2 separate regions of the Homo sapiens genome follow, and region 2 is linked to region 1. The links are chromatin contacts, found by Hi-C or POLR2A ChIA-PET in ENCODE. All regions are on one chromosome and are shown on one strand. Each heading gives the region's core, a stretch centred on a gene start or an enhancer-like site at or near the end of the contact. The rest is flanking DNA. Distances are from core to core; before and after follow the strand shown.

What was found. A loop is a pair of places that touch in the nucleus more often than their neighbours do. ChIA-PET counts read pairs that join two places held with the same protein, here RNA polymerase II (POLR2A). Pooled maps may share reads with other maps.
Region 2: a map of CD8-positive, alpha-beta T cell shows a loop between it and region 1 (5-fold over the local background). The contact joins two enhancer-like sites. A Hi-C loop is called at or near these places in 4 of 168 maps with a recorded cell type or tissue (B cell, CD8-positive, alpha-beta T cell, endothelial cell of hepatic sinusoid and 1 more), 4 of 37 single-sample maps with no recorded cell type and 14 of 50 pooled maps. POLR2A ChIA-PET finds 5 or more read pairs at or near these places in 3 of 52 experiments (CD4-positive, alpha-beta T cell, PC-9 and activated naive CD4-positive, alpha-beta T cell).

Annotation. Positions count from the first base shown.
Region 1 is chr7:104,880,126-104,887,266 of GRCh38, forward strand. The region is part of intron 2 of LHFPL3 (LHFPL tetraspan subfamily member 3); the gene reads left to right. Among named protein-coding and RNA genes, the nearest start is that of LHFPL3-AS2, 43 kb to the right of the region's middle. Within about 2 kb of position 4,171, at least 10 of the 41 ENCODE cell types and tissues checked have a DNase peak (open chromatin) inside an H3K27ac peak, as active enhancers do.
Region 2 is chr7:104,979,227-104,985,839 of GRCh38, forward strand. LINC01004 (long intergenic non-protein coding RNA 1004) reads right to left here. Exons shown (of 1, transcript NR_039981.2): 1 at 2,521-6,613. Among named protein-coding and RNA genes, the nearest start is that of LINC01004, 8.6 kb to the right of the region's middle. RefSeq lists enhancers at 4,299-4,388, 4,689-4,988. Within about 2 kb of position 4,710, at least 38 of the 41 ENCODE cell types and tissues checked have a DNase peak (open chromatin) inside an H3K27ac peak, as active enhancers do.

The DNA of each region.
Region 1 (7,141 bases), core at 2,921-5,420:
TCCCAGTGTTGGAGGTGGGGCCTTAGTGGGAGGTGTTTGAGTCATGGGGGTGGATCCCTCATGAATGGCCTGGTGCCCTCATGGTAATGAGTGAGTTCTTGCTCTAAGTTCACATGAGATCTGGTTGTTTAAAAGAGTGTGGCACTTCCCCCCTCCCTCTCTCATCATGTGATACATTGGCTCCCCCTTTACCTTCCACCAAGATTGGAAGCCTCCTGAGGCCTCATCAGGAGGAGATGCTGCTGCCATGCTTGTACAGCCTGCAGAACCATGAGCCAAATAAATCTCTTTCTGCATAAATTACCCTGCCTCAGTTACTCCTTTATAGCAACACAAACGGAATAATACAGGGGCTGATACAGCTGGGGACTAAGTTGAAGCCAGTGCTCATTTACCATTCTGAAAATCTTAGGGTCCTTACAGATTATTCTAAATCTACTCTGCCTGAGCTCTAGAAATGGAACAACAAAGCCTGGGTGACAGCACATCTCTTTACAGCATGGTTTACTTAATATTTTAAGCCCACTGTTGAGACCTACTGCTGAGAAAAAAAAAAAAAGATTCCTTTCAAAAAAATTTTCTTTCAAAATATTACTGTTCATTGACAATGCAGCTGGTCACCCAAGAGCTGTAATGGAGGTATATAAAAAAATAATAGTAATGTTGTTTTCATGCCAGTTAATCCAATGTCCATTCTGCAGCCCATGGATCAAGGAGAGTAATTTCTACTTTCAAGTCTTATTATTTAAGAAATACTTTGTGTGGCCAGGCGCGGTGGCTCATGCCTGTAATCCCAGCACTTTGGGAGGCCAAGGCGGGTGAATCACGAGGTCAGGAGATCAAGACCTTCCTGGCTAACACAATGAAACCCCATCTCTACTGAAAATACAAAATATTAGCCGGGCGTGCTAGCAGGCACCTGTAGTCCCAGCTACTTGGGAGGCTGAGGCAGGAGAATGGCGTGAACCTGGGAGGCGGAGCTTGCAGTGAGCCGGGATAGCACCACTGCACTCCAGCCTGGGCAACAGAGTGAGATTCCATCTCAAAAAAAAAAAAAAAAAAAAGAAATACTTTTTGTAAGGCTATTGCTGCCATAGATAGTGTTTCCCCTAATGGATCTCAGCAATGTGAATTGAAAACCTTCTGGAAAGTATTCTTCAATCTAGATGTCATTAAGAACTTTTGTGATTCATAGAAGTTAATAAAAATTCAAAGTTAATAGAATTTATAAAAATATCAACATTAACAAGAGTTTGGAAGAAGTTGACTCCAGCCTTCAAGGATGACTTTGAGTCTTGACTTGATTTCAAGACTTCCGTGGAGGAAGTAATGCAGATGTGGTGGAAATAGCAAGAGAACTAGAATTAGAAGTGGAGCCTGAAGATGGGACTGAATTGCTGCCATCTCATGATAAAATTCAAATACATGAGGAGTTGCTTCTTATGAATGAACAAAGAAAGTGGTTTCTTGAGATGGAACCTACTCCTGCTGAAGTTGCTGTGAACATCATTGAAGTGACAACAAAGTATTTCAAATTTTACATAAACTTAGTTGATAAAGCAGCAGCAGGGTTTGAGAAGACGCACTTCCATTTTGAAAGAAGTCATATTGTGACTAAAATGCTATCAAACAGCATCACGTGCTATAGAAAAATCTTCCATGAAAGGAAACTTCCTTGTGGTCTTATTTTAGAAATTCCACAGCCACCTCAGCCTTCAGCAGCCACCACCCTCATCAGTCAGCCGCCATCAACATGGAGGCAGGACACCTCCATGTTTACCAGCAAAAATTCGTTCATTAATTTATTTTTAAATTAAGTATGTATATTTTTTAGATGTAATGCTACTGCGCACTTACCAGTCTACAGGATGCTATAAACATAGCTTTTGCACTGGGAAACGAAAACTTCTGTCTTTATTGTGATATTCACTTTATTGCAGTGGTCTGGAACCAAACCCTCAATATCTCCAAGGTATGCATTTATATATCCACACAGAATACTATTTGGCAATAAAAAAGGATGAAGTACTGACACATGCTACCATATGGATGAACCTTGAAAACATTAGGCTAACTGAAAGAATCCAACCACTAAGCACTACATTTCATTTATTTATTTATTTACTTATTTATTTATTTAGAGATGGAGTCTCACTCTGTCACCCAGACTGGAGTGCAGTGGCATGATCTCAGCTCACTGCAGCCTTCACCTCCCAGGTTCCAGCGATTCTCCCGCCTCAGCCTCCCAAGTAGCTGAGATTACAGGCACACACCACCACACCCAGCTAATTTTTGTATTTTTAGTAGAGACAAGGTTTCATCATGTTGGCCAGGCTAGTCTCAAACTCCTGACCTCAGATGATCTGCCCACCTTGGCCTCCCAAAGTGCTGGGATTACAGGCGTGAGCCACTGTGCCCAGCCTGTACCACATTTCATTTATATGAAATGTCCAGAATGGAAACATCCATAGAGACAGAAAGTATCTTAGTGGTATCCAGGGCCTGAGGGGAGTGGAGAATGGTGAGTGACTGACAGTAGGTATGGGGTTTTCATGGTGATGAAAATATTCTAAAATTAGATAGTGGTGATAGTTGTACAACTCTATAGGTATACTAAAATCACCGAATTGTATACTTTTAAGAGGTGTTTTATGATATGTGAATTATGTCTCAATAAAGCTGTTATTTTTAAAAGTTTCTCTCCCACAAGACTTCCTAGTGGGAAATAAATCCTGAAGATGGGGGAAGGGTATGATTTATATTGTAGTTAAGGCGACTGGCTGCCTCATTTGCCTGGGACTGAAGGCATTCCCGCATGTAGAACTTTCAGTGCTAAAACCAGAAAAGTCCTGAGCAAACCACGCAATGTTTGAGACTTACTTATACTAAAAAACTGTCAATGTTTATCGGAAATTTAACTAGGCATTCTGTATTTTTATTTGCTAAATCTGGCAACTCTATGATGATCCAATTTATTCAGATCAAGTTGAAACAAAGAGCTAGAATTAAGAGAAAAAGCAAAGAGAAACTAAAAGAGTTTGGAGTTAAGGAAAAGAGCTCCCAAAGCATTTTCTAACCTTGGCCAAGACTATGGCAAGATAGTTTTGCCGAGATCTCTTTTCATAACATTCTAACGTTCCCTCATTTCCAAAGTATGTATCAAAGAGTTCATATTGGAGGACTCTTAAAAACTGATATTAATAGTTACATGAAATAATATGTTTCTTAAAGGTATTTCATCTTGGATGAAGCTTAAATTAAGCTTCCTCCTGGCAGCTGAGTGCATGATGAATTGTATTATAAGTAAGTCTATTTTTAGCCCACTAGTGCATTGGCAGACAGGCTGTTAAAAATAAAAGCAGGCCTAGTAGAATACAGAAGCCCGGGGAGCTTTTCCTTACTATTTAATGAAAATGAAGCGGGTTCTCTGAGCCTATATGGTTGGAGGGAAGGTGAGGTGTGTGCAGCTGTGATCAGGTTACAAGGCAGTGGCTTGTAATTTATAAATTAGTGTGTAACGTGTCACTGAGGCAGAAGCTGAGGGACGTAGCACTAACGGGAGTTTCCTGAAATTGCTCAGATAATGGGAGAAAAGAGTTTGCGTGTCTGATCAGGTGGGAAGTGTGATATTTTAAGAATCTTCCATATTTCCCTGCTGGGGAGCTAGGACTCAGTTCATTGCTTGTTCTTGCCTGGACGCCGCACACCAGGTTAGCAGCCACCAGGGGGCACCAAAGCAGCCCATCCCAGAGGAAAGCGTGGGCCTCTGAGCCATTGAAATTCACTCCTGAGCACACTTCCCTTTGAGCCCGCATAACCTGATGATGGTGCAGATTCAGCAGTGCAACACGTGGTTGGGGCGTGTGGATATGGAATCACACAGACAAGGCTTCTGGGTCTAGCCCTGCCTCGTAAAACTTTTACAGCCTCTGTAATCCCCAAACAGAGATAATAAGAAGTGGTAAGAATTCAATGAGCTGGAAAGCTCATTAATACCTATACCGTGCCTGATGCGTGATAAGTGCCCAAGTCTTCGGTACACGCCAGAAGCCTGGGGTTGTAGGGTGGGTTCAAGTACTAACAACATCACGGAGAAGGCATCTGCTTCCATTCCCTTCTATTCTGGGCTCTCTTCCCCCTTCCTCTTTCCTTCCACTTCGTTCTCTGTTTAGTTCAAAGGCCTTTGTTTTGGCAGCTTGCCAAGCATGTCCTCCTGAGATAGGCCCTCTGACCGCTCCCCTGTCCCCAAGTTCTGTCCAATCCTCTACCTCGGTATTTCCCAGTGTGGTTCACCAGCCACCTGCACCAGAATCATCCGGACCTACCAAGTTGGAATATCTGGGAATAGAACCTAGGAATCTGCATTTCAGTGAATTTCCTAAGTGAATTTTACACGTGATAAAGCTTGAAGACTTCTGATATAGTCTTAGTAAGATCTTTTTTTAATAAAAAGAATATAGTGCAGCCTGATCTCAACCAGCTGTTAGGAGGGAAATTGGCTGATTATCTGATTAAAGTAATTCACATTGAATTGTGAAGAACAAATAAACTCCCCTTTCAGGAGAATTTGCATTCTGACATTTTGCAAGCCTGGATGAATTTCAAAATGGTGAAATGTGTGGGTTGAGTATTTGAAGAAAATGACCTTACCTCTGACCCAAGCTTCAAGGGGAGACTTTGTCTGCACCTGGAAAGGAGGGGTTCTGTAACTTAACAGCCCAGGCCTCCTAGCCTAGAATCACCTGAAATTCAGTCCCAAGGACACCAATTGGTGGAGAGAAGGAGAAGTGGAGTGGGAGGTGCAAGAGGAGGAATGGGCAACTCAGGAAAGGATAGAAGAAGGGAAGGTCAGCAGGCAGGGGAGAGGGAAGAGGAGAGGAAGGAGAACCCTCTCAAATATCCCCATCCTCATAGCACTCAGTGCTGAAGATCTATGTAGGTGCAGCGTGGACTAGTGGAAAACAGACCCAGCCACTGATCTTTCCACTCTACCCCAGAGATCACAACTGAGACTTCGATTTTATTTGCTATTTAGGTAATTTTTCAATATGAAGCTGCCCAGTTCATGGAGGAGGGGTAGTAGCCCCCTTGCCCCTCTTTGGGGCTCCCAAACCATTTCTCCTCCCTCCAAGGGTGGTATGGTACAGGGCCAGTCCTTGGCCTTTCCTCCTTCTCTTTCTACAGTCCCTGCAATATTATCTGTACAATGGATGGCTCCCAAATATGTATCTCCAGTTCCAACCTCTCCCTTGAATTCCAGATCTTTGTGTCTAATGGCCTATTGTGGCTATCTGATTTTCTCCCAAAAAAAGTTTCTCTTGTTCCCCATCTCAGTAAATAGGACCCCACTCACTCAGATGGACCAAAAACTTGGGAGTCATCATGAGTTTTCTCTCAGATACACACACACACACATTCCTCATGTAACCTATCGCCAAATCCTACTGACTCTGCCTTAAAAACGCATCTTAAATCTGATCCCACCTCACCACTTCAACCACTCCCAGCCTGGTCCAAGCCACCACTGCCTCTCTTCCAGACCATGTCATCACCTTCTAACTGTCCTCTCTGCTTCAACTCTTACCCCTTACAGTCTTCTTGTCACTCACTCACTCACAGTGAGTCTTACAATGTAATTCTCATCACCCCCCTCCCCTTCTCCCCACCCTTCAATAATGTCCCATTGCATTGAAAATAAATTCAAAATGCCTCACCATTGCCCAAGAGTCCTATATTGCCCGGTTCACCCTGATGGCCCATCTCCTATCACCAGCTGCCCTGGCTCCCCTGCTATTTCTCCTGCCTCTGCTTTTGCTGAAGCCTCCACCTAGAAGGTGGATTCCCCTAGACATTTTGTTTCCTCATTCCTTCAGGGAAAGTGTCCCTGACCACCTGCTCCAAAATAACAGCTGGCTTCTCACCCCAATTTATTTTTGTTCGTAGCACTCAAAGCCACCTGATGTATTTATTACACATTTATTTGCGTATTGTCTATATCCACATTTCACTGTAAGGTTTATGAAAGCTAGGACTTACTCTCCTTTGTCTGCCACTGTATCCCCACACCTAGAATAGTGCCTAACATATCATATATGCTCAATTCATATTTGTTGAACGAATGACTGAATGAGTGAATGGAGGAAAATGAAGAAAAAGTATTAATGTAGGTAAGGATGGCCACTAACTCGTGGCTCAAAGCCCCATCTGAGGTCTTATTAGGAGTTTTTCGTTGGTTTTATTTTGTTTTGTTTTGTTTTTTTGAGACAGTCTTGCTCTATCGCCAGGCTGGAGTGCAGTGGTGCGATCTCAGTTCACCGCAACTTCCGCCACCTGGGTTCAAGCAATTCTCCTGCCTCAGCCTCCCGAGTAGTTGGGATTACAGGCGCCCACCACCACACCTGGCTAATTTTTGTATTTTTAGTAGAGACGGGGTTTTGCCATGTTGGCCAGGCTGGTCTCGAACTCCTGACCTCAGGTGATCTGCCCACCTTGGCCTCCCAAAGTGCTGGGATTACAGGCATGAACCACTGCGCCCAGCCTCTTTTTACATATTAAGTAAATTCTTCTTTATTCCACATTCTAAGTCCTCAAAAATTATACATTCACATTTACCAAATTACAAACTCAGCTTTTACCCATTTACTGTACATAAAACACAATTAATGAGATTAGGCAATAGGAAGCTTTTCTATTGCAAAATTATATTAATGGAGTCTCCCATGGGCTAAGCTGCTCTCTCTGAAAATCAAGCACATTCCAGAAATCACATTAAAACTCTTTAAGTCCTCCCGGGGTCCCCGGGGTCCCCAGGGTCAAGGGAAAGGAAGACTAATGTGGCTTCACAAAGAGGCTCACTTGCTCTGAACATTTAACTGTGGATTTGGAAAGATCTGCTTTGTGACTTGTTTCCCACGTCTGAAAGGAAAGAAATCCAGAGAATTTTCTCCTTTCATGCCAAAACTTGTTATACTGGCAGCCATTCCCCTATAAATGTTTCCCACAAAGATGGGCACTGACTTCCACCAGGGGTACATCAGCATTAGCTCCACGGTGAATAACAGAAGGCTAAATGATTCCCTTGTAGGAAATAACTGAAGGGAAGGAAAGATGACTGTCTAACTTACTGTATAAGAATATTACC
Region 2 (6,613 bases), core at 3,460-5,959, 100 kb after region 1:
CCACCCCCTGGGTGGCTCCTCCCCCATGTCTGTGTCTGTGGCTTTGATTTATAATCTTCCACCCCCACAAGCCTTGGCATTTACTGGGATCCTACAAAGAGGTTAAGGTGTAAAGCAGGAAGAAGCTTTTAAGGACAAGAGGGAGTTGGGGGTAGGGGCTGGGGTATGAAAAGAGAGTTAAGGAGAGGAAAAGCAATTATAAGAGACCACATGCGTAGCATAAATGAATGAGCACACGGGCAGGGAAGGCCCTGGCTGATTGAAGAACTGCTGAATGTGGTTTTGCCCGCCAAGGCAGTGCCTGTGGTTCTGTGATACAGCTTCCAGTGGGAGAGCTCCTTGCCCAATGCACTGTAATGAGGATAGCCAGTATGTGAACCCCCCTCCTGCTTTGTCAAGGTTTTTTATATGCTTGCACAGCTAGCTCTGTGTTCCCAGCTGTAAGGCCTGGGATTTGCAGTTTATCCCCTGGGGGGTAAATAATAGGAGCTGCAATCTTCTGCCAGAAAAGAACTTGCTTCACCAGCTTGGACACTCAGTTGATGATGAACGCAAAAGATTTTCTGGAAAATAAAATGAGATACCCCATGGGCCAACCTTTGAAAACTGTGAGGTGCCAAGTAAATGTGAGTCATCGCAGTTCTAATAATTATCAGGGCTAGGTAGGTGGGTTTTCTTGAAAAGGATGAAGCCTCAGAACTTATGGCTTAGTGCCTAAAGGGAGCTTCATGATTTTCCTTGCAGGAATTTCTGGAGACAGACAACTCAAAATTTTCCCTTTGGAGTTTCTGATGCAGTGTTGAATCCACAGATTCTAGAGGCAGACTTGGGTTGGAAGTCTGGCTCTGCCATTTATCTGTGTGAACTAGGGCAATTCTCCCCTCTGGAAAATGGGAATACTCTATTACTGGATGTGGTTGTGAAAGAAGTAGTGGATGTAAAATGCTTAGCATAATGTATAAGCATTAATAGAGGCACAATGCATGGTTACCTGTATCATGTACCTTTCATGAGAAAATTGGTCTGGTTTAGCACTGAGGCAATGGAAGGGAAGGAGAGACAACACTGTGACATGTCTAATATAAAGCACACAAGAAAAATAAGCAATGGGGACATTTATTATATACAGGCCCAACCAAAGATTCCAGGGACTCAGGGTGAGAAGCACCCAATGCTTTCCTCAAGCAACTGGGTTCTTGGAGAGCCCAAGAAGTACTGGTATTAAGTACCAAAGTCTATGTCTGTCAGTGCAGGAAAAGAACTATAGATGGTCATGTAGACTATGTGGAGAGAAGGTATCTCTTGGAATGTGTCTGAGGAAGTAAATTTTAGCTGTATAGCCTATGCAATGCTGAAAATGGGTGAGAATGGATGACGGCAGGATTCTAGAACCTACTATTGTCGTTGTCAGTAATGAGTCACAAAAGTCACATAGCGAACATATGAAACACACAGTATAATTATGCTGCTCATTTGCACACGGGTAACACAAATCTTGTCCACAGCCTGTTCCGAAGCTACAATCCAAAAAATGGCATTTGGCTTCTGCCTCAAATAACAGAAAGTTGAATCCAAATACAAATTTTTATACTAATTATTATTTTCTGTCATTCTTCATCTTGTTTGCTAACCATTTAGCTTGAATATTAACACAAATATTTGTTGACAGTGTGCAATTATATGCACTGTGAAGGATGCAAAGGAATTTAACATGTTCCCAGACTTCAGAATTGGCATCAATTGACTCAAAAGGGAACCAAAGATGAGTATCAAACCCAGGCCTTCATTCTTTATTTTTTGGTTCCTCTTTAACATTTTCCACTTTCCTACTAGCAGATTCTGACATCTGAGTCAAGATTACTTGTCTTTAATCATGTTAGTACTGACTCGATCTATTTATATGTTAGAGTAGCTAGCACTAATCGAGCTTCTACTATGTGCCAGGCATTCATGTCACAAGCATAGACCATTCAGTTAGTTCTCAGGACCCTATCTAGTATTTATTATCGTCCTCATTTTACAAATGAGAAAATTGAAGCCTAGAGATTAAAGAACTACTGTGAGGTCACAGCCTAATGTCTCATGGCTAGGAAACATGTAGGTGCAAAGAGGGGAGGTGGACTGAGATTTACATTTTTTCTAGCTGTTTGGAGTATTATCAGTTATAAGATAATGCACTAGAGGGCGCTAAATACACAAGCTTTAGCTGTTTCCATAATGCAGTTCCCACAGTAGTGAAAGATATATAATTGGTAATGGATGCAAGCCAAAAAGGCCCTCCCCAAAAAAGATGCAATTTATGATAACTGAGAAGCTGTATTTCTGTCCCCTCAATTAAGAAAAACCCTCATTTTATATTGAGCAATATTTATATTTTGTCTCTAATTTGATATTGATTGCTATTCAAAGTTCCTTTCAGTTAGAAGTTTAATTTTTCCTTGTTCTGCCTGCTGAATGACAAAGGGAAAGGGTAGAGTAACCTGGATGAAAATAAATTTTTAAAAATTGCACTGAGATACATTGCATCTTTTAAATTTTATTTAGCAAAGTTAAACATACATATATTTTAAAAGAGAAAAAGAGGAACTCACCCAACCCTCATATCCAAGAGCTTAAAATCACAGGAACTCAAGACCCATCCTCAACTTCAAATGCCAGTCATTATTTTAGAGGTAACTCAGATTTCTAAGTAATGCTTCTGTTTCTCGATTTATCAAATAGACATTATTTATTTTGTTTTCCTACATGAGAATTGAGTAGTTAACAGAATACCCATCTCTTATCAGTAACAAAGATTTACAAAATAACTTTTGTTTTTCATAATTACAAAAGCAATACATTATTATTGAAGAACATGTTTTAAAAAAAGACAAAAAGTAACAAAACTCTCCATTATCCCAACAGGCAGAGGAAGTTATTACCATTTTAATGCATATCCTTAACACATACATGTAAAAGATACATATACACATAAAAATATAAATGTTTAACAGAAATTACTTTGTACACAATATTTGATTAAACTATGATCTGTCTTCTTTCATTTTCGTTTTATTGTAGTAAAATTTACATAAAATGCATAAATCTTAAATCTATACATTTTTACATTACATAGAAATGTGTAATTATATACTCCATGCTCCCTCCCAATCAGTGCTGCCTCAAAACGAACTGCTCTTCTAATTTTAGAGCTTAACTCTTCTCGTCTCTATCACCACAGATTAGTTGTATTTTTAAGCTTCATGTAAAATTTTCCATGTCAACTTTGAAAACATGACAGTTAAAAGTTCTAAGGAATCTCCAGTTCTCCAACTGGTGTGGGAATCAGATAACTTGACTCCAGTGTGAATTGTGGTTACTGATGGTATCACTGAGTCTGTTATGGGCCACCCAGTCTTAAGGGCCAAGAATTTATGGCCCTGCAGGGATTGCAGAAAGAAACCAAACCGAAGTTCATAACTCAGCCTAAAAGGAGAAAGTTCTATTACTCAGTATCTCAAGACTAAGTGGATCATAAATGGTGTCACAAGTTTGCAGTTTTTTTTTCCTGTGGAAGATAATAATCTTTTGTATGTTTAATTCGTTATCATTGCCTTATAAATTATCACAAGCAGCACAGATAACTACTGGAGTCATCAGTGCAACTTAAAACAACAAAACTAGCATTTCTCACTTGCTGTTTTTCAGACACCTCCCATCATCTGCACCTGGTCCCCAAACCAGCTGTCCATGAGCAATGACAAAGAACTAAAGCGGGGATGGGGGAGAGGGGGTGTAGGGCCCAAGAGCTGGGGAGCATTATGGCTTGCTGTCAGCTGGCAGTCTAAGATGTACTTGGGAAGATGTTTCATACCCATTTTCCCTGTGAAATTAAAAATGTGATGCTACCAAACCTTTGCTTGTCCACCACCCTTAAAAGAATACTCATTCAGTACAAAGCCCTGCAAAAAGGAGTGAGCCAATTTGAATAAAAGCGGAAACTTCGTAGGAATTAGGAGCCTGAAAGGCTGCGTGAGAGATCGCAAACATATTGAGGCGTTCTTGAAACACCTGCTCTCTGATTACAGGTGGGAAAAGGCCATTCCTATGCCTTCTCCCATGGGCACGGCGAATCAAAGGCACTTTCCATATTTAATACGACTAATACGTCATTGGGCAAAGAGATACTCAATACATCCCCATAGCTTTTCCTTACTTTTACTTAACCTTTATGTCGGACGCTTTATGCCTAGTACTGTTCTAAGCGCTTTGCATGCATCATCTCATCAACCTAATATTTAATAAGAGGCTCGGATAGATTAACTTTTAAAATCTGGATACAGCTGGTTAAGGTGGCAGAAGAGTTGGAATTCAAATAAAAGCCAGTCCTATAGCAGGGCCATTATTGCTCCTGCCTCCCCTAGCTTGATCACGAAAAATGAGTAGTTCTTTCCTCTGGGCACACAGGACAATGAACAGGCGGGCTGCTGCCAGAATTTACCGAAGATGGCCGCTGTGCTGGGCTCGGAGTGAGCTGACGGTGTCTCAGCGAGAAAAGTCGGGAGCGGCAGCAGACTGCTTTTTTGGAGGGCAAGAGGGGAGAAAAGGGTTCAACGGAAAACGGGGGTAACATAAGAGCCCGAATAAGGGAAAAGGAAACCCCTGACTCCCCTAGCCACAGAAAGCGCTGGGCGGAAATGAACCGGCCTAGGACGCGCCCTGCGTGGAGGCAGGCCCGCGCGGCGGAAGTGCGTTTCTGGGGCTCCTCCTGAAGAATGCGGAGGAGGAACTGAGCTGGCGCGCGGGCCAGCTGTCCTCTCTTCTGATCCCGAAGACAGGATCGGATTATGGGTTGTTACCGGCTTGTGCGGCCCTGGGGGTTGCCGGTTCCTGGAGACGAGCTGCACCCCTGCAGTTTACTGGGCTCTTCTGTGACCCGCTTTCCGACCCCGCCTGGGGTATTCAGACCGGGGCAGACAAGGCCCTTCTGCCCCTCCTAGCGGCCGCCTCTCCTAGGCTGGAGGGCGGCGCCCCATATGACACAGAAGGCGGCTAGGGATACGCCCTGTACCATGCCGGCCAGTCTGGATTGCCCTAACGCCAGGCCCCGACTCGCTCTGGCCAGCGGGCATGCGGCGAGTTTGCCCCCGCAGCGCAGCCGCCCACAACTCGGTCTTCCAGAGGAGCGAACGTTCGGACTGCTTGGTAGTTTACTAGGGCAAAGTACCACCCCACCCCGAGCGAGCAAGCGGACCTCAGGAAAGGGGCTCCTTCTGTGTAAAGTGATCGGCAGGCCTTGCAGTGGATCTTCGGTGTCCATAGTTATATACCAATCACTATTTTGTCTACATCATTTGGACTGTGCAGAATGAGATGCCAATAATATATCACATACAGTAAAAGGGCTATTTTCACAAAAGGTCAAAACTGGGATATATAACCTCTTTCTTTTGATTAGTCAGACTGACTTCAAAGGGGGCTTAGGGTTGCTTATTAAAGAAAAATGCCTCCCCGTGGGTTTTCATTTGAGCCACTTATAAGTGGGCTAGTTTCTCCAACACCAATTGAGCTGGAAACTAGAGTAATTAGAACACAACATATTCCCGACCTGAACAGGATACTGAAATAAGTTAAAAGCCTCATTACTTACCAGCCTTCTCTCAGAACCCTAACACCCCTTGCAAGGGATTTCTAACTAGGAGTCGGTAGATAAAATTTAGAATGTGTGAGCATTATGTAATACACATGTAAAACATTCTGAGATGGGATCCACGGGCTTTTGGGGGCTGTCAAAAGGCCCACGGCACAAAAATAGTTAATCTGTATACTTGAGGGAAGAGAGAACCATCACTGGAAGTATTAAGCTCTAAGCTCATTCAGGCTTATTTTCTGGGAACTTGTAAACAAAATGAAGTTTATGGTCCTAGCCAGACTACTCCAGATACCATACTGAGACGTTACCCTTTCCTATTTTCCACTCTCTACTGGCGATCAGATGGTTGGTTCTTAGTTGTAAATACTTTGGTTTCATAAAACCATCATTAGAAAATGGAGACTTTTCATCAATCACGTCTTAATCTATACTTTGGGGGTGTTTAAAAGACATATTCCTTATGTACAAATAACCTGGTTTTTCCATTTCTCAAAAGATTCTCCTTTCCAGCTATGACCAGGGTTCACAGGATACTAATGTAATTTAATAGCCCATCAACAGTCATTTGAGAGTACCATGTTTGTTTATACTGAACCCACCATGCAGATAATTAACTACTTAGAAATTTTGATGACTGCTAATCCTTTTCTCATTTTTAACTCATTGGCCAAGTGAATTCTCCCTGGCCCAAATTCTCCAACCTGCAACAATTAAACATCTTCATATATTCATATATATATAGTTACCTTTAATCATGTAATTCAACAGGAATAGAGAGGACGGGGACTATGAAATCTCAGCTGTGATGCAATTATGTCTGCAGCTCAAAATAGATGTTCTTTTCTCCCTCTCTTTTCCTGCTAGGATTGCACTGTAAATTCATAGCTCTTGAAAAATCATTGCTCAAATATGCCCCCCTCTTTACCACCATTCATGTTATCCCCTATAATATCTGCATTCCTAAAAGGCTTGTTAAAATAC